Linked DNA regions of Homo sapiens: regions 2 and 3 are each linked to region 1. The links are chromatin contacts, found by Hi-C or POLR2A ChIA-PET in ENCODE. All regions are on one chromosome and are shown on one strand. The core of a region is the stretch at or near the end of the contact, and the rest is flanking DNA. Distances in the headings are between cores, read along the strand shown. Region 1 has its middle 5.9 kb from the start of NEU2. Region 2 has its middle 40 kb from the start of ATG16L1. Region 3 overlaps INPP5D (inositol polyphosphate-5-phosphatase D).

The links. Hi-C counts contacts between places; a loop is a spot of excess contacts on that map. ChIA-PET counts read pairs that join two places held with the same protein, here RNA polymerase II (POLR2A). Pooled maps may share reads with other maps.
Region 2: a map of PC-3 shows a loop between it and region 1 (21-fold over the local background). The contact joins two enhancer-like sites. A Hi-C loop is called at or near these places in 2 of 168 maps with a recorded cell type or tissue (PC-3 and PC-9) and 2 of 50 pooled maps. POLR2A ChIA-PET finds 5 or more read pairs at or near these places in 2 of 52 experiments (Panc1 and WTC11).
Region 3: a map of PC-3 shows a loop between it and region 1 (12-fold over the local background). The contact joins two enhancer-like sites. A Hi-C loop is called at or near these places in 2 of 168 maps with a recorded cell type or tissue (PC-3 and PC-9) and 1 of 50 pooled maps. POLR2A ChIA-PET finds 5 or more read pairs at or near these places in 1 of 52 experiments (PC-9).

Annotation. Positions count from the first base shown.
Region 1 is chr2:233,024,796-233,028,768 of GRCh38, forward strand. No RefSeq gene overlaps it. Among named protein-coding and RNA genes, the nearest start is that of NEU2, 5.9 kb to the right of the region's middle. Within about 2 kb of position 1,781, at least 2 of the 41 ENCODE cell types and tissues checked have a DNase peak (open chromatin) inside an H3K27ac peak, as active enhancers do; they include PC-3 and PC-9, where a contact is called at or near this core.
Region 2 is chr2:233,209,676-233,213,648 of GRCh38, forward strand. No RefSeq gene overlaps it. Among named protein-coding and RNA genes, the nearest start is that of ATG16L1, 40 kb to the right of the region's middle. Within about 2 kb of position 2,038, at least 5 of the 41 ENCODE cell types and tissues checked have a DNase peak (open chromatin) inside an H3K27ac peak, as active enhancers do.
Region 3 is chr2:233,164,073-233,168,045 of GRCh38, forward strand. It overlaps INPP5D (inositol polyphosphate-5-phosphatase D), which reads left to right. Exons shown (of 27, transcript NM_001017915.3): 13 at 235-352. Among named protein-coding and RNA genes, the nearest start is that of ATG16L1, 86 kb to the right of the region's middle. RefSeq lists an enhancer at 1-200. Within about 2 kb of position 1,984, at least 12 of the 41 ENCODE cell types and tissues checked have a DNase peak (open chromatin) inside an H3K27ac peak, as active enhancers do; they include PC-3 and PC-9, where a contact is called at or near this core.

The DNA of each region.
Region 1 (3,973 bases), core at 531-3,030:
CGTGCTAAAGCCTGGCATGGAATTTAATGAGGTGCCGGCGTTTTCAGGACTTCTCTCGGAGGGAGTGCTGTGTGGGCTTAGAAGCGTCTTTAGTCCCAGCTCTGCCACTTGAAGGTTAGGTGAGCTCGGTTTCCTCATTTGTACAATGGGATAATTACAACAGCTACTTGGTAGGGTGTTGCAAGGGTTAGAGGAATCAATATTTGTCAATTGTATTGTCAATAATAAAATTTGTAAATACAATTTATAAACATTTTAAGAAAATATTGGAGAGCACCGAAAGAGTGTCCAGCACTTTGTAAGGCCATATAAGTCTTATAAGTGTTTGGTATTATTATTATTATTATTATTATTTGAGGCAGAGTCTCGCTCTGTCACCCAGGCTGGAGTGCAGTGGCACGATCTTGGCTCATTGCAACCTCCGTCTCCTGGGTTCAAGTGATTCTCCTGCCTCAGCCTCCCGAGCAGGTGGAATTACAGGTGCCTGCCACCATGCCCAGCTAATTTTCGTATTTTTAATACAGAAGAGGTTTCACCATGTTGGCCAGGCTGGTCTTGAACTTCTGACCTCCGGTGATCTGCTAGCCTCAGCCTCCCAAAGTGCTGGGATTACAGGTGTGAGCCATTGCGCCCGGCCTGGTATTATTCTTATGAGGACACTTGGGGATTGATGTGGGTGGGTGTGAGTTGGGGCCAGGGCTGAGGCATTGCTGAGGATGAGAGATAAGAGCCCTCAAGCTGACCCTGGGGTCCTGTTTTTCTTTCCAACCTCCAGTGCCCAGCTTTGTCTCGACATACACATAAGACAAACACTTGAAAGACCAGCAGATTGCATAGAGGTTGGGGCGAGGAGGAGTCCCCAGCTTTCTGCCTCCACGCTGTCATCTCTTCCATAAGGAGCATCACTCCACACCTTCCAGGTCTTACAGAGTCCGGGATTAGTGAGGGCAAAAGAGGTGATCCCTGTAAAGTGCTTGTACAGGTTCTGGTCCTTGCAAACCCTAGCTAGGTGTTTGGCAACAATCGTAACCCTTCCATCCCCCGAAGAATGCAAATTCCACGAGAGCAAGGATCTTGGTCTGGTTTACTGATGATGTAACCCAAGTTCCTAGATCCATGCCAGGAACATGGTAGGAACACAGTAAATACTTGCTGCAAGAAATAATAACTTTGTCCCCACCCTCAAAGAGATTAGAATCTAGGCCGGGTATGGTGGCTCACGCCTGTAATCCCAACACTTTGGGATGCTGAGGTGGCAGGCCACCTGAGGTCAGGAGTTCGAGATCTGCCCCACCAACATGGTGAAACTTTGTCTCTACTAAAAATACAAAATTAGCCAGGCATGGTGGCAGGAGCCTGTAATCTCAGCTACTTGGGAGGCTGAGGCAGGAGGATGGCTTGGACCCTGGAGGCAGATGTTGCAGTGAGCCAAGATGGTGCCACTGCACTCCAGCCTGGGCAACAAGAGCAAAACTCCATCTCAAAAAAAAAAGAGAGATTAGAATCTAAAGGAGGAATCTGGAACACAGTCACAGACACTATGGAAATCAGTTCCAAATACTTTAACCTCATGTGTTCCCAAAGCCTCCCCCGGTTTGCTTTCCTGATCATGTTGATTCCTCTGCTCTCTAAGAACCAGGCCCCTCCCAGTCACCACTGTCTCTGCTTCATCCAGGTTTTTGTTTGATCTCACCTGGAAAACTGCAACATACTCACCTTCTGTGCTATTCCCCCCGAAACCAAAAGGGGCACTTACTAAAAATAAATCAGCTTGGGTCGCTCCCTTGTCTAAAAATGTTTGAAATCTTCCCATTGCCTCCAGGCTAAAATCCAACTCCTATGGCCAAGAAGCACATGCAAAGATGCTTAGCCTCCTTAGTCATCAGGGAAATGCAAATCAAAAGCCACAGTGAGATGCCACTTCACACCCACTAGGAAGGCTGGAATCAAAATAACTAAAAGGACATAATACCAAGTGTTGATGAGGATGTGGAGCAATTGGAACCTTCGCACATTTCCTGTGAAAATGTGGAGTGGTATAGCTGCTGTGGAAGATAATTTGGCAGATCCTCAAAAAGGTAAATACAAAATGACTGTATGACCCAGCAATTCCACTCCTAGGCAGATACCCCAGAAAACTGGAGGCATATATCTGCACAAAAACTTGTACACTAGTGTTCATAACAGCATTAGGCAAAATAGCCCAAAACACCAGAAACAGCCCAAATGCCCATCCGTTGATGAATTCATAAATAAAATGTGACTTATTAGCCAGGCCTGGTGGTGTGCATATGTAATCCCAGCTACTCAGGAGGCTGAGGCAGGAGAACCACTTGAACCTGGGAGGTGGAGGTTGCAGTGAGCCAAGATCGCACCATTTCACTCCAGCCTGGGAGACAGAGCAAGACTCTGTCTCAAAAAAAAAAAAAAAAAAAGTGACTTAGTCTATTTGTGTTGCTGTAACAAAATACCACAGACTGAGTAATTTATAAATAATAGAAGTTTATTTCTCTGGAGGCTGGAAAGTCCAAGATCAAGACACCAGCAGGTTCAATATCTGGTGAAGGCTCGGTCTCTGCTTCCAAGATGGTGCTGTTATATATAAAGTTTTGGTGCCACAAAAGGAATAGCACTCAAATATAAAATTTTCTTTTTAATTCTCAGCAAGACAAGTTACTTCTATAGAAGGGTGTGCTCTTACAGATGGAGCAATGGTGAGCACTCACTTGGACAAGGGAGGGGAAGGGGTTCTTATCCCTGACTCACGTGGCCCCTACTGCTGTGTCGTTCCCCTATTGGGTAGGGTTGGACCGCACAGGCTAAACTAATTCCTATTGGCCAATTTAAAGGGAATGATGGGATAAGTGATTTGGCGGGAATCAGGGCAGAGCAGGTAGCAGGTAATCGGAATAATCGGAATGAGTCAGGGTGGAAAGGTAATCGAAAAAGGTTGCTTTATGAGGAAGTTAAGTTTAAAAGTAGAAGGCAAAGAATTGAACATACTGACATATTAATTCTTTGAAAAGAAATTTAGAACTCATATCTAACAGTGCCTTGTTGCTGCATCCCCTGGAGGGGATGAACACTGTGTCCTCACATGGTGGAGGGGGACAAACCACTTCCCCAAATTCTTTCATAAAGGTTCTAGTCTCTTCCATCCTCACGGCCTGGTCCTACCTCTTAATACTATTGCTTTGGGAATTAAGTTTTGACATGAATTTTGAAGAGGATACAAGCATTCAAACCATAGCTGTGGTGTAGCCATACAATCAAATATTACTGAGCCATGAAAAGGAATGAGGTACTGACCCATGCTACAACCTGCACGAATCTTGGAAACATGGTGCTTGGTGGAAGATGCCAGTCCACGGGCCGCATAGCATATGACTGCATTTACATGAAATGGCCAGAATAGGCAAATCCAGAGAGACAGGACATAGATGAGTGGTTGCCAGGCGCTGAGGGGACTGGGTAATGGAGTGTAAATCAGAAGTAAAATGCTAAGCCCCCTCAGCCAACTGAGTGGACCCTTCCTCAGCTAAGGGCATTCCCAAGTTAACCTGAAAAACTAGTTCAGACCATGATGGGGAGTGGGGGTCAGAGGTCAGACGTGTCTCCCACCTTCCTCCTTTTGGAATTCAGATACAGCTGACCAGCATTAACATTAAAACAAATCTTTTTTTTTTTTTTTGAGGCGGAGTCTCGCTCTATCACCCAGGCTGGAGTGCTCACTGCAACCTCCGCCTCCCAGGTTCAAGCAATTCTCCTGCCTCAGCCTCCCAAGTAGCTGGGATTACAGGCATGTGCCACCATGCCTGAGTAATTTTTGTATTTTTAGTAGAGACAGGGATTCTTTCATGTTGTCCAGTCTGGTCTTGAACTCCTGACCTCAGATGATCCACCTGCCTCGGCCTCCCAAAGTGTTGGGATTACAGGCGTGAGCCACCGCACCTGACTAAAACAGATCTTAAGG
Region 2 (3,973 bases), core at 788-3,287, 190 kb after region 1:
TTCTTTTTCCACACCATTTTCCCCACCCGGATAGGAGAGAAATTAGTGAGTCATTCAGAAAAGCTCTCTCCCACAGCTACCTTCCCTGGTTCCAGCCTACCAGGTTCTCATCTTTGCATGTCCTTAAAATAGCTCCTTTCTCTTGGCAAACAAATTTCCATGGAGACCCAGCTATGGGAAGGCCCAGAAGCTTTCTGCAAGGCAGCAAACTCAGCTCCCAGCCTTCACTCTGACAGAGACCCTTTATAATGCAAATGTGTGTTCTCACCCCCACAGACACTGCCACCCACGAAGGTCCCATTTTGGGAAATCTGAACCACCCAGGGAACGCACTGGGAGGTTGAGTCTAGGTATAGGCAATCTAGTTTCTTGTTATTTTCTGACGGGCTGGCTGGCCTGCACTGGTGAGTTCTCTCTCAGGTCACAGCAGACCGAACCACTAGGCTTACCAGTGACTAATCTCACAGCAGGCATACCCAGCTCATGCTCTTCCTCCATGCACTTGGCCACACATGTTGATGGCGTGCACTGGGCCTTGGGGGTCAGTGCTTCTATTGAGGTAGGCCATGGGTGGGAGGGATCCTGGACTATGGGAACAGATAGAATGGGGCTTAAATGTCTTTTATTTCCTAAAACTATAATCTTGCACAGGTTTCTTAGCTTTTCTGAGCCTCAATCTCCTCATCTGTACAATGGAAAGAAGGCTACCTGGTGTGGTTGTCGAAGATTCACTGAGCTCATCTCTGCAAAGCCCCTGGCTCGGCGCCTGGCCCTGCTGTAGGGGTTCAGTGAGTGTTATCCCGTTCCCTCATCCTTCGAGACAAGGCAGTGAGGGAGGGCACCGTGCACAGCATCGGAAAAGAAGCAAATAGAAGAGCTTTGGGGATGCAGGAACGTCCAAAGCAGAGGTAAAGGCAAGAGCACAAATTCATAAACAAGGCAGGCCATCCAGGGGGCAAGTCAAGGCTGTGAAAAGCCATGAAGAGCAGGGAGATAGATCAGGCTAAGGCATGGATAACTGAGGCCAGGAGGAACTAGATGAGGCCAGGTGGGCTATTTGAGGCTAAGGAGGAGCTAGTTGAGGTCAAGGAGAGGCGAGGTTAGTTGAGGCCAGGAAGACTAGTTTGAAGCCAGAGGTGCAGGTGGATTCTCTAGCTACACAGAGCACAGCTGCTCAGATGACCTGAGCCAATGGGAGCAGACCCAGCGGACGCATAGGAACACTTCATGGGGCAGTGCTGGGCAGTGTTTCTGGCCACCAGGGACATGTAGGCAGGTCCAGTCACCACAAAGCAGTTTTGTGCCCCACGGCGGTTCTGGACGCACCTGTCCCTGCGAGATTCGGCTCCTGCACTTGTCTCTCCCTCCTTCCGCTTTTTCTTCCTCCTTCCCTAACCATGTCAATGACTTGCAGTCCTGCCTCATTCTGCAGGGAATGGGGAGCCTTGGGGACTCCGGAGCACACAATGACGTGCTTGCTTAGCATTTAGGAAGGTCGAGAATAGGGTAAGGCCAGCAAGTCTCGGGGGTGCAAAAGGTAACCGACACTCACTCTCCAGTGCTCACCCTGAACTTGCACCACCTCAGATTTAAACATCCCCCCCACCCATCCCTGCCTTGCCTCCCCTTCATCCAAGCCCTGCAGAGCAGGCAGAAAAGTGAAAGTTAGATTCCAGAAGGAGCCGAATTCCTGTGGCTGAAAGGTGGCAACGCTCCAACCCGCAGCCCTGGCAGGGCCTTGGAAGAAGGAAGGGCTGGAGGTGCAGGCGGAAGAGGCTGTCCTCTGTATCATGTGGAATCCTGTTTTAGTGCACGGGCTATAAATTGAATTTCCAGGCCTTATTTAGAGTACATCCCCAGAAATGGTTTGTCCTGCTTCTGCTATTTTTAAAAAGCACTCTGTTTAGGTAGTAGTTGAGAGCACAGACTTGGGAGCCAAACTGCTTAAACACATCAAAAATGTGCCAGGCTGTGACCATTGTGCAGAAGAAGGCAACATGCCCAGCTTCCAGAAGAGGCCGATGCACAGGCCAGCAGTTACAGTGCCAGGTGGTAAGGGGTATGCAGACAAAAGCCCCCGGCCATGAATTTCCTTTCGGGATTAGCTGGGAAATGTTTCATGATTTAGTGTTAGTATTCAGAATGATAACCAGACTGGTGCTGAGGATCTTGGACTCTGGGGTCAGAACACTTGGGTTCAGCCCCCAGCCCTGCCACCTGCCACTGACTGGCAGGCCATATGACCGTGGCTAAGTACTTAACTTCAGTTTCTCCATCTGTAAAAAGGAGATGATAATGACATCAACCTCACGGAGGCCTTGTAAGGATTTATTTTTTTATTTTTTTAATTTAATTTTATTTATTTATTTTGAGACGGAGTCTCACTCGGTTGCCCAGGCTGGAGTGCAGTGGCACAATCTTGGCTCACTTCAAGCTTCGCCTCCTGGGTTCATGCCATTCTCCTGCCTCAGCCTCCCGAGTAGCTGGGACTACAGGTGCCCGCCACCACGCCCGGCTAATTTTTGTATTTTTAGTAGAGATGGGGTTTCACCTTGTTAGCCAGGATGGTCTCGATCTTCTGACCTCGTGATCCGCCCACCTCAGCCTCCCAAAGTGCTGGGATGACAGGCGTGAGCCACCGCGCCCGGGTGGCCTTGTAAGGATTAAAAGGCATGCTAATGTAAATAGCCCTGGCTGCAGGTAAGCACTCAATACATGTCACTGTTATCAACATGATGCTCTCACAAAGACAACGTAATTCTCCGTGTTCCCACCGCAGCCTCGACAGCTACAAGGCCACAGTTTTTACCATTTACAAGCCCTTCTCAAGGTGACTCCTTCGTTTCTGGACTCAGGGCCTGATCCTGGCCCCAGATCTGACAAGCGGCAGGGCCTTGGCCAGGTCACTCCTGCAGGCCACACCATTTGTGACACCTGTGACATGAGAAGTAAGGCCCTGTGCCTGCCAGGAGCGGCACGGCACCTGCAGCAGCACAGCCACCAAGCACAGCCACAGTCCCAGCACCCATGTGCCGGTGAGGTCCATCACTCATTCCCCATCCTCGGATGCCTTCTACAATCCGGTCTACAGGACCGGAATCCTGTCCGACCACCGATGACTCACACAAAGCAATGGGGGACCTGGGACAAGTGTGCCTCCATCTTGCAGGCTAACTCCTGGAGGAACTAACCCATGCGGAACTGCTCCCCACAGGGCAGGGGTTCTGGACCGAGACACTACTGACATGTGGGGCTGGGTCATTCTTCGGTGTGGCGCTGGCTGGTGCACCGCTTAGTGGCATCCCTGGCCTCTGCCCACTAGACGCTAGAACCCACCCCCAGACATTCCCAAATGTCACCATCTGGCAGAGAGAATGGCAGAATCACCCCCAGAAGTGGACAACTGCCACAGAGCAGTTCTGAGAAAAGGCTCCTCCTTCCTGAAGAAGGTGAAGATCCGAATTCTGACACCAAACACACACAAATACGCACGCATGCACACGTGCAGGAAGCTAGCAGGAGGGAGGTGCCCCGCACAAATCTGGAGAAATATCACAGGGCTCGGCTGGGCGTGTTGGCTCACGCCTGTAATCCCAGCACTTTGGCAGGCTGAGGCAGGCGGATCACGAGGTCAGGAAATCGTGACCAGCCTGGCCAACGTGGTGAAACTCCGTCTCTACTAAAAAATACGAAAATAAGCTGGGCATGGTGGCGGGCACCTGTAATCCCAGCTACTTGGGAGGCTGAGGGAGGAGAATCACTTGAACCCCGGAGGCGGAGGCTGCAGTGAGTGAGATCACATCGCTGCACTCCAGCCTGGGCAACAGAGCGAGACTCTGTCTCAGAAAAAAAAAAAAAAGAAAAGAAAACAAAGAAAGATCACAGGGCCCGTTAGGCTCCTTCCATTTCAAGGGGCGAAGATGCAGCAGGTCACCTCAGTGTTTCACGTGTCCGTGTGAAAAGACCACCAAAC
Region 3 (3,973 bases), core at 734-3,233, 140 kb after region 1:
GTATTGCTGAAAACCACTGAGTCCTCTATCTTCCCACCCTTGGTCAGCCCCGGTTCTCATCTTTAGGATGTTTTGTCTCGCCTATCAAGCATCGCTGGGAGTCCCCCGAAGGGTTGGGATTACAGACAGGATACCCCATACCCAGGGGCTGCGGCTGGGGCTGGGTGTGAATCACTGTGCCCTGGTTCACACCCTACACTTGGGCCGAGTATTGCAACGTTGTCCTCCCACCAGGTCGCCATCCACACGCTCTGGAACATCCGCATCGTGGTGCTGGCCAAGCCTGAGCACGAGAACCGGATCAGCCACATCTGTACTGACAACGTGAAGACAGGCATTGCAAACACACTGGGTGAGCAGGGCGGGGACCCTGTGTTCCTCCCACACCCTCTGCCTCAACTCTCGCGACCACATCATCCTGATCCCACCAGTAGTTCCCCGGGTTAAAAACAGAGAGCCTCACATCCTCAGATCCTGGCTCAGTCCTCAGCAAATAGGGGTGATTGGTCTCCCTGGCTGAAACTCACTCAGGGTCTACACCAGCAGTCCCAGGGATCTAGCTAAAATGCAGGTTCCGACCCAGTAGATCTTGGGTGGAGCTCAGGGTTCCAAGTTTCTGACAGGTTCCCAGGCGACTTGAGCGCTGCTGGTCGGCCCGTGGGACCCATTTTAAGAAGCAAGAACCTAGAAGAGGCATTGGCCAACTTTTGCAGGAAAGGGAAGGGCCTGACAGTAAATATTTCAGGCTTTGCAGGCCACTCAACACTATTCCTCTCTGCCTTTCTGGTGGGAAAGCAGCCATAGGCAACCCAGAAAGCGAATGGGAGTGACTGTGTTACCAGTGAGACCTTCCTTACAAGCACAGGCGGGAGGTGGCTGGCCCCTGCCCTCGGTCCCTGTGCACCAGGTTGGATCTGGAAACGCTGGTGTCAGTGGAGAGTTGCTGGCTTCAGAGAGCAGTAACAAGGGCAAGAAGTCTTCATAAGTGTAGGAGTGCAAGCCTGTGTGTTTGTGTAGGATGTGTGTGTGAGTAGGTCTGTGTATGTGAGTTTGTGTGAGTGACAGCGTGCATGTGAGTGTGTGAGCCTGTGTAGGTGTGTGAGAGTTTATGGATGTGTGTTTGTGAGCATGTTTATGTGAGTCAATGTGTGAGCGTACCACCCCATATCTATGAGTGTGTGTCTATATGTGTGTGAATCTATGCATGTGTTTGAGTGTGTCTATGTGAGTCTATGTATGTGAGTCCGTGTATGAGTGTACCACCCATATCTATGTGTGTGAGTGTCTGTATGTGTGAGTCCATGCATGTGTGTTTGTGTGTGTTTATGTGAGTCTACATATGTGAGTCCGTGTGTGAGTGTACCACCCCGTATCTATGAGTGTGTGTGTGTCCATGCATGTGTTTGTGAGTGTATTTATGTGAGTCTATGTATGTGAGTCCGTGTGTGTGTACCACTCCATATCTATGAGTGTGTGAGTGTCTATGTGTGTGTGTCCATGCATGTGTGTTTGTGAGTGTGTGTTTATGTGCATCTGTGTGTGAGTGTACCACCCCGTATCTATGAGTGTGTGAGAGTCCATGCATGTGTTTGTGAGTGTGTTTATGTGAGTCTATGTATGTGAGTCCATGTATGAGTGTACCACCCCATATCTATGAGTGTGTGAGTATCTGTGAGTCCATGTGTCTGTGTTTGTGAGTGTGTGTTTATGAGAGTCTAGGTATGTGAGGGTGGGTGTCCGAGTGCATGTGCATAAGTGCTAGAGCCTCTCTGTGTGTTTGTGTGTGTGTGTGTGTGTGCCCGTGTGTGCACGTGGGGTGGTATACACACAGGGCTCCAGGGCTGGCATCAGGGGCGAGGCCAGTGGTTTTTGGTGGTTGGAGTCAGTGGAGTCAGGAACAGGACAGAGTCCCAGAGATAACAGGAAATAGAAGAATTGCTGCAATCGAACGTGCAAAGCTCTCTCAACTTTTCTGCTGACAAACCGCAAACTGCCCGCGTCCACCCCCACTCGTCCCCCTTCCTTCCTGCCACAGTAGAAGGGTGGGGCTGGCGTGGCTATCCTGGCTGCGCCCACGCCCTCCTGCTGCCCAGCAACCGCCCCGGGTGTGGATTCCATCGCTCCCTGGGCTTCCAGTCCCTCCCACCAGCCCCTGCCCCGCTGTGCAGAATATGCTCGGACCTCCTAGGGCCACATAAAACCACCCCCTCAGCCAGACCAGTTCCTGGTCATCCTGGCCTCAGGGCTGGGCACTGGGTCAGCTTCTGAGCAGGCAGGAGCTCTGCTCATGTGGACCTGACACACATTGCATGAGCAGACGGGAGGAAAAGAAGCCAGTTCCTGGGAGGGAGTGCACTGGCGAAGGAGTGTGTGGCGTGGGCAGAGAGCAGAGGTCAGGGGCCTCCCTGAGAAGGGCAGTGCGACTGGCATCTGAGGGGTGAGGAGAAAGGCCTGGCCAGAGTCCCAGCTTTATGACCATTGCAGGGCAGCTTCTGGGCTGTGCAGCTCACACACACCTTCCCCTCCTTCCCCTCCTTCCCCTCCTCTCTGCCCTGGGGCCAGCCTCCCTCCTCCACTCCCCTGAAATGGCTCCCAGCCATAATTAGCACAGGACAGAAACAGCAAATGCTGGTCGGTGTGGTAGGCTCACGCCTGTAATCCCAGCACTTTGGAAGGCCGAGGCCGGTGGATCACTTGAAGTCAGGAGTTCGAGACCAGCCTGGCCAACATGGTGAAATCCCATCCCACTAAAAATACAAAAATTAGTTGGATGTGGTGGTGCGCACCTGTAATCCCAGCTGCTTGGGAGGCTGAGGCAGGAGAATCGCTTGAACCCGAGAGGTGGAGGTTGCAGTGAGCTGAGATCATGCCACTGCACTCCAGCCTGGGTGACAGAGCGAGACTCTATCTCAAAAAAAAAAAAAAGTCCTTAGAACAACCAAGGCCTTTCTAAGAGTGTGCCCTAAGCAAGGCTGTGTGCTGAATGCTTTGAATCATCTCATTTGATATAAACACCCTGCTAGGCACGATGGCTCATGCCTATAATCCCACACTTTGGGAGGCCAAGGTGGGAGGACCTCCTGAGACCGGGAGTTTGAGACCAGCCTGGGCAACATAGGAAGGTACCATTTCTACAAAAAAAAAAAAAAAAAAAATGGCATAGTAGTGCATGCCTGTGGGCCCAGCTACTCAGGAGGCTGAGGTGGGAGGATCACTTAAATCTGGGAGGTCAAGGCTACAGAAAGCCATGATTTTGCCACTGCACTCCAGCCTGGGCGACACAGACTTTGTCTCAAATTAGAAAAAAAAATACAAACACTCGGGCAGGGACTCTTATTATTCCCATTTGCAGATGAAGAAACAGAGTCTATGGAGATGATCCATAACTTGCCCAAGGCCCCGGGATAAGAATGTGGTGGGCAGGGATTGAAACCAGGCTGTCGGGACTGGAACCAGTTGCTCAGTTCCAGGTCACCCTCCCAGGTTGCGGGCAGAGGGGCAGGGCTGGAGAGCTAGGTGCAGTGGAGAGGGCTGGAGGGCAGAAAGCCTGTGTACTCCCCCACTGGGTCCTGACAAGGTTGAGCCAGGTGATATCCAGGGGTCCCTTCAGCCTATGGCCTATCCAGAGCTGTCCAACCAAAAGAAAATGGGGCCGGGTGCCGTGGCTCACGCCTGTAATCCTAGCACTTTGGGAGGCTGAGGCAGGCAGATTGCCAGAGCTCAGTAGTTTGAGACCAACCTGGGCAACACGGTGAAACCTCGTCTCTACTAAAATACAAAAAATTAGCTGGGTGTGGTGGTGGGTGCCTGTAGTCCCAGCTACTCCTGAGGCAGAGACAGGAGAATTGCTTGAACCTGGGAGACGGAGGTTGCAGTAAGCAGAGATCGCGCCACTGCACTCCAGCCTGGGAGACAGAGTGAGACTCTGTCTCCAAAAAAAAAAAAAAAAAAAAGAAAGAAAGGAAGAAAAGAA